Linked DNA regions of Homo sapiens: region 1 is linked to region 2. Evidence: chromatin loops called from intact Hi-C (ENCODE). Cell type or tissue: PC-9. All regions are shown on one strand. Each heading gives the region's core, and the rest is flanking DNA. Links, peaks and the distances in the headings are about the cores only.

Region 1 (5,734 bases), core at 899-4,898, 190 kb after region 2:
GCCTGTAATCCCAGCACTTTGGAAGGCCGAGGCAGGCAGATCACTTGAGGTCTGGAGTTTGAGACCAACCTGGTCAACATGGTGAAACCCCGTCTCCACTGAAAATATAAAAATTAGCTGGGCCTGGTGGTGCATGCTTGTAATCCCAGCTACTCGGGAAACTGAGGTGGGAGAATCGCTTAAACCCAAGGGGCGGAGGCTGCAGTGAGCCAAGATCACGCCATTGCACTCCAGCCTGGGTGACAGAGTGAGACTCTGTCTCAAAAAAACAAACAAACGAAAAAACTATTTGGGCCAGGCACAGTGGCTCACGCCTATAATCCCAGAACTTTGGGAGGCCAAAGCAGGTGGATCACCAGAGGTCAGGAGTTCAAGGCCAGCCTGGCCAACATGGTGAAACCCCGTCTCTACTAAAAATACAAAACACTGGCCAGGTGTGGTGGTGGGCACCTGTAATCCCAGTTGCCTGGGAGGCTGAGGCAGGAGAATCGCTTGAACCTGGGAGGCAGAGGCCCCAGGGAGATAAGGAGAGAGGTGCAGTGAGCCCTGTGACACTCCTATAATAAAACATATAAAGAGAAGGAAAGAAAAAGTACTAAACTTGGCTAGGCATGTTGGCTCACGCCTGTAATCCCAGCACTTTGGGAGGCCCAGGAGGGCAGATCACCTGAGTCCAGGAGTTTGAGACCAGCCTGGGCAACATAATGAGACCCTGTCTCTACAAAAAGTACAAAAATTAGCCTGGTGTGGTGGTGCACACCTGCAGTCCCAGCTACTAGGGAAGCTGAGGTGAGAGGATCAATTGAGCTCATAAGGTCAAGGCGGCAGTGAGCCAAGACTGTGCCATGCACTCCAACCCAGGTGACAGAGCGAGACTCTGTTTCAAAACAAAGTACTAAACTTGAAGTCAGAGGCAGGATGTCTGAGTCCTGATTGATGACCATTAATCCTTGAGCAAATCACTTAATCTCTCTGGGCCTCAGTTTTCTGTCTGTAAAATGAGGGTGATAATTTCACAACCGACATTTTAGGAAGAGTAGATAGATGTGCAAGAATGATGTAAAAGTGATTTGCAAACCATACATCTCTTCACAAGGGTGAAGCAGCATTACTTTCCCAAGTAGCTCTGGAAAGTCTGCAAGGGAAGAGGGTGGATGAGGTAAATTGTCTAATGGAGCTGATGAAAAACTTAGGGCTCTCTCTGGCACCTCATCCTCCAGAACTGGAGAATGCATCTTAGTCAGCAAGGCCACAGACCTCGGCCTGCACCCCCAACCCAGAGTCAAGGAGCAAATCCTGGGGCTCCTCTCTGCCTGGTGCACTTAGTTGTTTTCTAGAGCAGGCTTGCATTTCCTCAGGACTATGAGCAGGCTCCAGGGAGCTTTAGGAACACCCCAAAAATATCCGGCAGGGGGGTCTCTACTGGGTACTCTAAAAGGCAAGATGAGAAGTGGAGCCTTCTTCTCTAGGGAAAAAGGAGCAGTACTAATCACAAGGTAAGCAGCCTCTAACCTCATAAACATTTTTGGGAGAAGCCCAGCTACCTCCAAATTATAGGCAGCCTCACCACTCTGTTCAAACAAATCTCCAACCCTGACTCACTCCTCAAAGCAGGGAGGGGGTAAACACATAGCTGAGGGGTTAGAGATCAAGACGCCACAGCAGAGATAAGGAGATAAACAGGGAGGCCCCAGGGAAATAAGGAGAGAGGTGCAGAGTTCTCACACCACAGGCTCATGTGAATAGGGAAAAGCCTGCGTTCCCCCAGCTCTCACTCCCCAGGTTTTACAGGGGTCACTAGGACTGGGTAGGAGTCAAGTGTAAGGTTCTTTCTAAGAGGAAGTAAAGGAAGTGGAGATTGCCCCTGAGCTGGAAACCAGCAACCTTAATTCATCTTCACCCTGTATCCCACTCTTCCCTCACTTTGCCCCTCAATCCCACCCACTTTCCCACCCCAAGTGTACATGGCCTCTCAAGCTGCTGGAGGAGCAGTCACTTCAGTTTCCCCACTTTGAAAAATGGGAGGCTGGGCACGGAGGCTCAAGCCTGTAATCCCAGCACTTTGGGAGGCCAAGGCAGGCGAATCACGAGGTTAAGAGATTGAGATCATCCTGGCCAACAGGATGAAACCCCATCTCTACTAAAAATACAAAAATTAGCTGGGCGTGGTGGCGCACGCCTGTAGCTCCAGCTACTTGGGAGGCTGAGGCAGGAGAATCACTTGAACCTGGGAGGTGGAGGCTGCAGTGAGCCAAGATTGGGCCACTGTACTCCAGCCTGGTGACAGAGCAAGACTCCGTCTCAAAAAAAAAAAAAAAAGAAAAGAAAAAGAAAAAAGAAAAGTAGGAATAGCCAGCCCCTTGTAACAATGGCACCCAAGTGATCAGGATGAAGGAAGTCCCATAAACTCAAAGAACAGAGCCGGATGGGATAGGTGGGTACCTACCCTCTCTACCCTCTCCTTGAGTGAGGCTCGCACCCGACTCAGCTCATCAGTCTCAGGTACATGGTCCTGCCTTCTGCAGTGCTGCCTAGGCCAGAGATGGCCCTTTGTGGAGTATGACACAAAGAATCACTCCCTTTCTTCCTCCCCAGATTAGCCAACAAAACAGGTGTTTGATTTTTATGTGGCTGCCTACCCAGAGGCATGGGCTGGACAGGCACTATGTAGAGGGCTCACCAGGGTTACTGTGAGGTGAAATGAGAAAAAGGATTTGAGGTGGCACCCTACATGGGGCAGCCTTTCTCATTACTTGGAGCCCTAACAAAGGAAAACACTAGGGCCTAGCAGTGACAGTGTGTCTGTAGAGGGAAGTGAGCTCCTGAACCAACTCTGAAGGAGACACCCACTTGCTAAGCCAGTCTCACTCTAGGACACCTGCCTAGCGACCAGCAAACCTGGAATGAAAGGGCAAGTTCCTCAGTGCCCCCTCTGCATCAAAGGGAGTGGCTCTGCCCTCTCTAGTCTCTGACTACCTGCTTAGTGATTTTTGCTTCTGTGCTCCCAGACCCAAGAAAACCACGTCTCTTTTCTTCCTTCATCGACTCATCCCCTTCTTACCCTATATTGTCTCCTCCACTTCCTGCCTCTGCTGGCCAGGCTTAAATCTGGGCCACCAGCCTTCCTGGCACATACCTATTTCCGCAACTGAACCTTCCCAACCCCTAGAAAACAAAGGTATTTCACAAGCCTCTGCACCTTGACCCAAAGAGGCATGCACCATAATTACTAGCAGGCAAGGAAGCTCATCCCACCTCTCTGAGCACACGTGTCTGGAACTGAAACCATCTGGGTGCACGCCCCCCTCCACCCTGGAGAACTATGGGCAAATGTTAGTGCCAAATGCCTGATGATGAGGTAACTCTCCTCGCTCAGAGGAGATCCCTCCTTCTCTGGCAAAGCCCAGCATTCCCCAAATTCCTGGCAGCCTTGGTGACATCAGAAAAATGCAGTGCTCCTGAAAGTAAGAACCTGGCAATAAATGGGAGAGATGGGATGGTGTGAGGAGAAATTTATGGGCTGAGTTTAGGACAAGTTTCATGAGTAGAAGGAACAGGCAGCCACCAAACTTGAAAGGCTCCTCTGCCCAGCAGTTTTTCCCCACACTCAGATGTCACAGAACCAGGACTTCCACATTTTAGAATACATTCAGTCCTCTGGAGTAAGCAGCAATGGCTACAGATGAATCCTCCTTTAAAATGCAAATATTCTGACCCAGCAATCCCACTCCTAGGTATTCCTCTCCAAGAGAAATGAAAATATATTTCCACACAAAAACTTGTACACCAAAGTTCGTAGCAGCATTATAAATGATAGCCAAAAAGTAGAAAGAACCCAAATGTCCACCAACATTTATCCATGACGAACACAGTTGTAATACATCTAAATAATGGAATATTATTCAGCCATAAAAAGGAATGAAGTACTGATTCACATTACAACATGGATGAACCTTGAAAACATCATTCTAATAAAAGATGCCAGTCACAAAGGATCACATACCGATGATTACATTTATATTAAATATCCACAATAGGTAAATCCATAGAGAAAAAAAGTAGACTGGTGGCTGCCTAGGGCTGAGAGAGATTGGGGGGAAATGGGGAGTGACTGCTAATGGGTCAGGATTTCTTTATAAGGTAAGGAAATGTTCTAAAATTGATTTATTGATGATTGCACAACTCTGTGAATGTACTAAAAACCACTGAGTTACATACTTTAAATGGGGTATATGAATTATATCTCAATAAAGCTGTTCATAAAAAATTATATGAAGCTCATGGTAAGGCTTCAATAAATCACAATTCTAATTTAAAAAATAAAAGAGAGTGAGGCTCTGGAAAGACTTGGCATTAAACTACTTGAGCTTCTGAGGTCCTAAAGGAATGTCACCTATTCCACAGTAAAGACAAGTCTTCAGATTGCAGCTGATAAAAAAATTCCAAGTCCACCCGGGTGTTGGAGAACCTCTCTGGCCAAGACAAATCCAAAAAAAGAAAAAGAAAAAGAGAGAGAGGATGAAAAAAATGCAAATAGTTCCCAATTAATGTAGATAAATTTTAAAATGCATTAAAGTAATGGTAAAGACAATAAAAAGATGCTGTAGAAAAAAAAAAAAAAGAAAAAAATGCAAATATTCGAAAGAAAGATAAAACTGATATATTACTTAAAGAAACCAGAGCAGCAGGGGACACCAGCTGCCTTGGTCATGAGGTCTAAAAAAGAAGAGGAAAGATGCCCAGAGAGAGATGCCAAAATATGAACCCTGACCCATCACCAGTCTAAGACCAGTACTGGCTGAGTCAGGACTAGCAAAGGTTACTCAGGTCTTCACCCTGGGTCTATCTGTAGGCCTTCCTCTCACCCCTGGGACTCTCCACTGGTTGAGGGACCTGGATCATCAAGGAAACGAGAAAGAAACAGGAATAAACAAAAGTCAGCATAATGAGGAGGAGCAAACCTTGCCCAAACCAGAGAGTTCCCAGACTCTTCCTCCATCCCTTGGCTGGTTGCTTATAGGAGGTTAAAACAGTCTAGTCTAAGCCAGTAGAAATAGAAAATAATAGCTAACCTCTGAGTACTTACCACATGCCAGGCACTGTGCTTCATATTTTATGTGTATTATCTAATTTAATCCTCACAACTACCTTATGAGAAGGGTGCAATTATTATCCCAGTTTTACAAGTGAGAAAACTAAGAATGAAGAAATTAAGTAATTTGCCTAAGTGAGCTTGGGCAAAGCAGACATCAAAGCCTGATTAGAGCCCACCTTAGTCAGATTCCCAGAGCCATGCTCTTTTTTTTGTTTGTTTGAGACGGAGTTTCACTCTTGTTGCCCAGGCTGGAGTGCAATGGCGTGATCTCGGCTCACTGCAACCGCCACCTCCTGGGTACATATGATTCTCCTGCCTCAGTCTCCCAAGTAGCTGGGATTATAGGTGCGCACCACCACACCTGGCTAATTTTGTATTTTTAGTAGAGATGGGGTTTTGCCATGTTGGTCAGGCTGGTCTCGAACTCCTGATCTCAGGTGATCCACCTGCCTCAGCCTCCCAAAGTGCTGGGATTACAGACGTGAGCCACTGCACTCAGCCCAGAGCCATGCTCTTGACCACAATGCTATTAACAGAAACTAGTTTATTACATTACCAAAAATTGTAATACAATTACACTGGGAGGATGGGAAGGAAGCATGTCAGGGGTGGGAGTATAGATTTTCCTATAATTCCTAC
Region 2 (5,440 bases), core at 1,088-5,087:
TAAAACTCCAAAATCATCTCCTTTGACTCCATGTCTCACATTCAGGGCACACTGATGCAAGAAGTGGGCTCCCAAAGCCTTGAGCAGCTCTGCCCCTAAGGCTTTGCAGGGTTCAGCCCCTATAGTTGCTCTCATGGGCTGGCATTGAGTGACTGGAACTTTTTGAGGTTGAGGGTGCAAGCTGTCAGTGGCTCAAACATTTCAGGGTCTGGAAGGTGGTAGCCCTCTTCTTATAGCTCCACTAGGCAGTGCCCCAGTGGGGACTGTGTCAGGGAGCTCCAACTCCACATTTCCTCTCTGCACTGCCCTACTAGAGGTTCTCTGTGAGGGCTCCACCCTTACCAGCAGGGTTCTGCCTGGACATCCAGACTTTTCCATACATCCTCTGAAATCTAGGCAGAGGTTCTCAAGTCTCAGCTCTTGCACTCTGTGCACCCACAGGCTTAACACTACATGAAAGCCACCAAAGCCTAGGGTTTGCATCCTCTGAAGCAGTGGCCCAAGCAGTACCTTGGCCCCTTTGAGCCATGGCTGAAACTGGAGTAGCTAGGACATGAGGAGTAGTGTCCCAAGGCTACGCAGGGCAGCAGGACCCTGGGCCTGGCCCCTGAAACCATTCTTCTCTCCTAGGGCTCCGGGTGTATGATGGGAGGGACTGCATGTGGAGGTCTCTGAAATGCCTTCAAGGCATTTTCCCGATTGTCTTGGATATTAGCACTTGGTTCCTTTTTACTTATGCAAATTTCTGTGGCCTGCTTGGAATTTCTCCCCTGAAAATGGGCTTTTCTATTCTACCACATGGCTGGGCTGCAAATTTTTCAAAAACTTTTATGCTCTACTTCCCCTTTAAATGTAAGTTCCAGTTTTACATCATTTCTTTGCTCATGCATATGAGATAGGTTGTTAGAAACAGCCAGTCCATATCTTGAATGCTTTGTGGCTTAGAAATTTCTTCCACCAGATACCCTAAATCATCACTCTCAAGTTCAAAGTTCCACAGATCCCTTAGGGCAGGGGCACAATGCCACCAGATTGTTCACTAATATATAACAAAGGTGACCTTGCTCTAGTTCCCAATCAGTTCCTCATCTCCTTCTGAGACTTCATCAGCCTAGACTTTTTATCCATATCACTATCAGCATTTTTGTCACAACAATTTAACAAGTCTCTAGGAAGTTCCAAACTTTCCTTCATCTTCCTGGCTTCTTCTGAGCCCTCCACACCACACTCTTCCAACCTCTGCCAGTTACCCAATTCCAAAGCTGCTTCCACATCTTCAGGTATCTTTATAGCAATGCCCTACTCCTCAGAACCAATTTTATGTACTAGTCTGTTCTCACATTGCTATAAAGAAATACCTGAAGGCCAGGTGTGGTGGCTTATGCCTGCAATCCCAGCACTTTGGAAGGCCAAGGTGGGTGGATCACAAGGTCAGGAGTTTGAGACCAGCCTGACCAACATGGTGAAACCCTGTCTCTACTAAAAATACAAAAAATTAGCCAGGTGTGGTGGCATACACCTGTAATCCCAGCTACTCAGGAGGCTGAGGCAGGAGAATCACTTGAACCTGGGAGGCAGAGGTTGCAGTGAGCCAAGATTGTGCCACTGCACTCCAGCCTGGGCAACAGAGCAAGGCTCCATCTCAAAAAAAAAAAAACACAAAAAACCTACCTGTGAGCAGGTAATTTATAAAGAAAAATTGGCTCATGGTTCCATAGGCTGTACAGGAAGCATGGCAGCATCTGCTTCTGAATCATGGCAGAAGCAAAGATGGAATGAGTATCTTACATGGCAGGACCAGGACCAATAGAGAGTAGGAAGGTGCTACACACTTTTAAACAACCAGATCTCATGAGAACTCACTATCATGAGAACAGCACCAAGGGGATGGTGCTAAACCATTCATGAGAAACCACTCCCTAATCCAATCACCTCCCACCGGGCCCCACCTCCAACATTGGGAATTACAATTTGACCTGAGATTTGGGTGGGGACACAGATCCAAAACATATTAACTATTGAATACATGTAATCAAGAATACACTGTACATCTTACATTTTACTTTTGAAACTGTACTGTAATTATCTATGTATCTATGTATCTGTCTTCACTCACTAGACCATGAGTTCCTTGAGGAGTGTGTCTTATTCCCAAAACTTTGCATCTTGAGTACATAATACGCCCTAATATTTGTTGAATGAGTGAATAAGTGAATGAATAAATGAATGAATAATCAATTTGCAAGGTTTCTCTTCAGATACTTTAAAGAAGTAAACATTGAATGGGTATGGTGGCTCATGCCTGTAATCCAAGTACTTTGGGAGGCCAAGGTGGGCAGATCACTTGAGATCACAAGTCTGAGACAAGCCTGGCCAACATGGTGAAACCCCATCTCTACTAAAAATACAAAAATTAGCTGGGCATGGTGGCACATGCCTGTAATCCTACCTGCTTGGGAGGCTGAGGCATGAGAATCACTTGAATGCAGGAGGCAGAGGTTGCAGTGGGCTGAGATATCACCACTGTACTCCAGCCTATGGACTCCATCTCAAAAAAAAAAAGAAAGAAGTAAACGTCTAAGGTACTCATTGAAGCAGCACTGCCCAGGGCTAAGGCCCTGGTCTTTGTAACATCTAAAGAACTTTCTATTACAGGAATCTGTGTGTTTGTTACTATTTTCCCACTCCCAGCCCAGCCTTGTTTCCTCTTCTCTCCCTCCTGCTGACATTCCACTCAGGCCTTGAGCAGGCATTCTCCAAACAGCATGTCAACTCTGCAGACATGCCCAGGAGAGGGCAGCAGAGACCAGTCCAGCTAGACTGAGAGTGGCCTGCTTTCCAGACATTGCCCTTCCTTCCCACCCCGTGGACACAGCAAGGCAACCACACACTGAGGCAATCCTTACTGCAAGCCTAGGGAGAGCTACTGCTCCAATTTTGAAGATCAGGAACCTGACACAGAGGGGTTGCTGAAGGTCACTAGGTGGCAAAGCATGCCTGCCTGTAGCCAGCTTATTAGCTCGTGTATTTGCTCTCTGGATATCAGATCCAATCTGAGCAGCAATTCCAAGACACTCCTAACTTTACCTTAAAAGTAAAATATATCAGAAGAGATGAAAGCGTCCAATTACTGGATGCTCAAGCATCTCCCATTACAAGAAACCACCCTTGACCCTGCTTCCCCCTCCAACGACTGCCCTTTCTCCATTTCCTCTCCCATCCATGCTCCTAGAAAGCTGTCTTCAAGGGCAGTGTATATCTACTTCCATGTCTTCATCTCCCAATTGCCACCAAGTTGACCGCAATCTGACTTCTGCCTACCCCACTGAAGCTATTCATGTTCACATCACCATGACCCAACTGCAAACTCAGTGGAAAACTTTTGGCCAAAATTCATCTCCCCATTTCCCCTGCCCCTACCTGCTTCCCCTCTGTATTAGTGAATGATTCCAGCATTCCTCTTCTTTCCCATGCAAGAAACCTGGAAGTCATTCTAGAATCTACAACTTCTGTAATAACTCCACCCCATTCAAATTACAGGTCCTGCCAATTCCCCTTCCTAAATATGTCTAGAATTCACCTCCTGTTTTCATGCCACTGCATATATCAAGGCCTCATCCTGCAGTTCAGTCTTCCAACATCCCATCGATTTATCATTCAGCAAATGCGTATTGAGCAGCTGCACGAGGTCAGGAGATCGAGACCAGCCTGACCAACTTGGTAAAAATACAAAAATTAGCTGGGTGTGGTGGCACACACCTGTAATCTCAGCTACTCAGGAGGCTGAGGCAGGAGAATTGCTTGAATCCGGGAGGCGGAGGTTACACTGAGAGTGCAGGAGAGGGCGTACTCTGATTTCAGTTTCTTAAAAGATCATTCTAAAAGATCGCTCTGTCAGCCAGGCTGGAGTGCAGTGGCTCAATCTCAGCTCACTGCAACCTCTGCCTTCTGAGTTCAAGCAATTCTCCTGCCTCAGCATCCCAAGTAGCTGGGATTACAAGTGTGTGCCACCATGCCCGGCTAATTTTTTTTGTATTTTTAGTAGAGATGAGGTTTCACCATGTTGGCCAGGCTGGTCTCAAACTCCTGACCTCAAGTAGTCCACTGCCTTGGCTTCCCAAAGTGTTGGGATTACAGGTTTGAGCCACTGCACCCAGCCTACAAAATTTTTTTTTAAAATCAGTGGTGGCATATACCTGTAGTCCTAGTACTAGGGAGGCTGAAGTAAGAGGACTGTTTGAGCCCAAAAGTTTGAAGTTACAGTGAAGTACGCTGTACTCCAACCTGAGTGACAGAACAAGACTGTCTCAAAAATAAATAAATAAAACTTTAAAAAAAGAATTATCCTAGCTGTTACATGGAAGATGGATCAGAAAGTGCAGGTGGGGCAGATGCTGATTTGGGGCTGACCCAGCAGTTTCCCTCCTGTTCCTGGTCTCTGTTGAGGATGGGCCGCAAGACCCTGGTCTGGCCAGTGAGGGAGAGGTGGGAGACCTTCGGAGAAAGTTTGTCTTTGCTGATAAAAAGGGACACAGTCAGCTGGCGCAGCTCTCTGCCCTTCTCCCTGCCTGAAATGTAAAGAGGACACCTGAGAGTGCAGGAGGCCTCACAGCCATGACGGGACAGGCTAAGGCTGGCAGAGTGAGGACAGAAAAAACCTGGTCTGGGTACTTGTCAACATCATTGACCCTTTGACTCTTGCCTACTGCTGAACTTGTTAGGTGAGAAAAATGACCCCGTATTTGTTTAAGTCACTATAAATTTGGTTTTCTGTTACCTACAGCTAAATACATTCTCAACTGAAATAGTGGACAGAGAGTCAGCAAAGAGACCAGGGTAAGAAGCAACTGAAGTGGTGCAGGTGAGAGAAAATGACAGCTTGGACAATTATAAACAAACAAAAAAAAACAAAAACACAGAATCTCACTGTTGCCCAGGCTGGAGTACAGTGGCGTGATCTCGGCTCACTGCAGCCTTGACCTCCCAGGCTCAAGCGATCTTCCCATCTCAGCTTCCTGAGTGGCTGAGAACACAGGTGTGCGTCACCACACCCAGCTAATTTTAGTGGGGTTTTTTGGTAGAGTCAGGGTTTCGCCACATTGGCCAGGCTGGTCTCGAACTCCTGACCTCAAGTCCACCTCAGCCTCCCAAAGTGCTTAGGATTACAGGCGTGAGCCACCATGCCTGACCAGCTTGGACAATTATGATCGTCTCCCTACAGGTCTTCCCATTTCTAGACTTAGTTTCCCCTAATTTGTCTTCCACGCTATTATACTTTCTCAGTGCAAATCTCTTTATAAATTCCCCTCGGCTTACAATTCTTTGCTGGCTCTCCATTGCCTACATGATGAAAACCTAACCTCCTTTGCCTAGTACACAGCACCCTTTGATTTGTCCTACCTTCTCTTCTGACTTTTCCTCTCACCACCCCTACCCTTGT

Evidence for each region. A loop is a pair of places that touch in the nucleus more often than their neighbours do. Peaks named below come from ENCODE experiments on the same cell type or tissue, not always from the same donor. Only the 100,000 strongest peaks of a DNase experiment are listed, where the experiment ranks them.
Region 1: it touches region 2 in a loop (4-fold over the local background); 87 of 110 quality-filtered maps call a loop at or near these places.

The regions. Positions count from the first base shown.
Region 1 is chr1:151,544,891-151,550,624 of GRCh38, reverse strand. The region is part of intron 1 of TUFT1 (tuftelin 1); the gene reads right to left. MIR554 (microRNA 554) reads right to left here and starts at 4,829; the gene lies at 4,734-4,829. RefSeq lists an enhancer at 3,179-3,697. In PC-9, for the core only: a CTCF peak has its summit at 2,887; DNase peaks (open chromatin) are centred at 1,224, 1,654 and 3,264; H3K4me3 peaks cover 2,662 bases; H3K27ac peaks cover 4,000 bases.
Region 2 is chr1:151,732,590-151,738,029 of GRCh38, reverse strand. No RefSeq gene overlaps it. Among named protein-coding and RNA genes, the nearest start is that of RIIAD1, 14 kb to the right of the region's middle. In PC-9, for the core only: a CTCF peak has its summit at 2,790 (motif pointing right); a DNase peak (open chromatin) is centred at 2,809.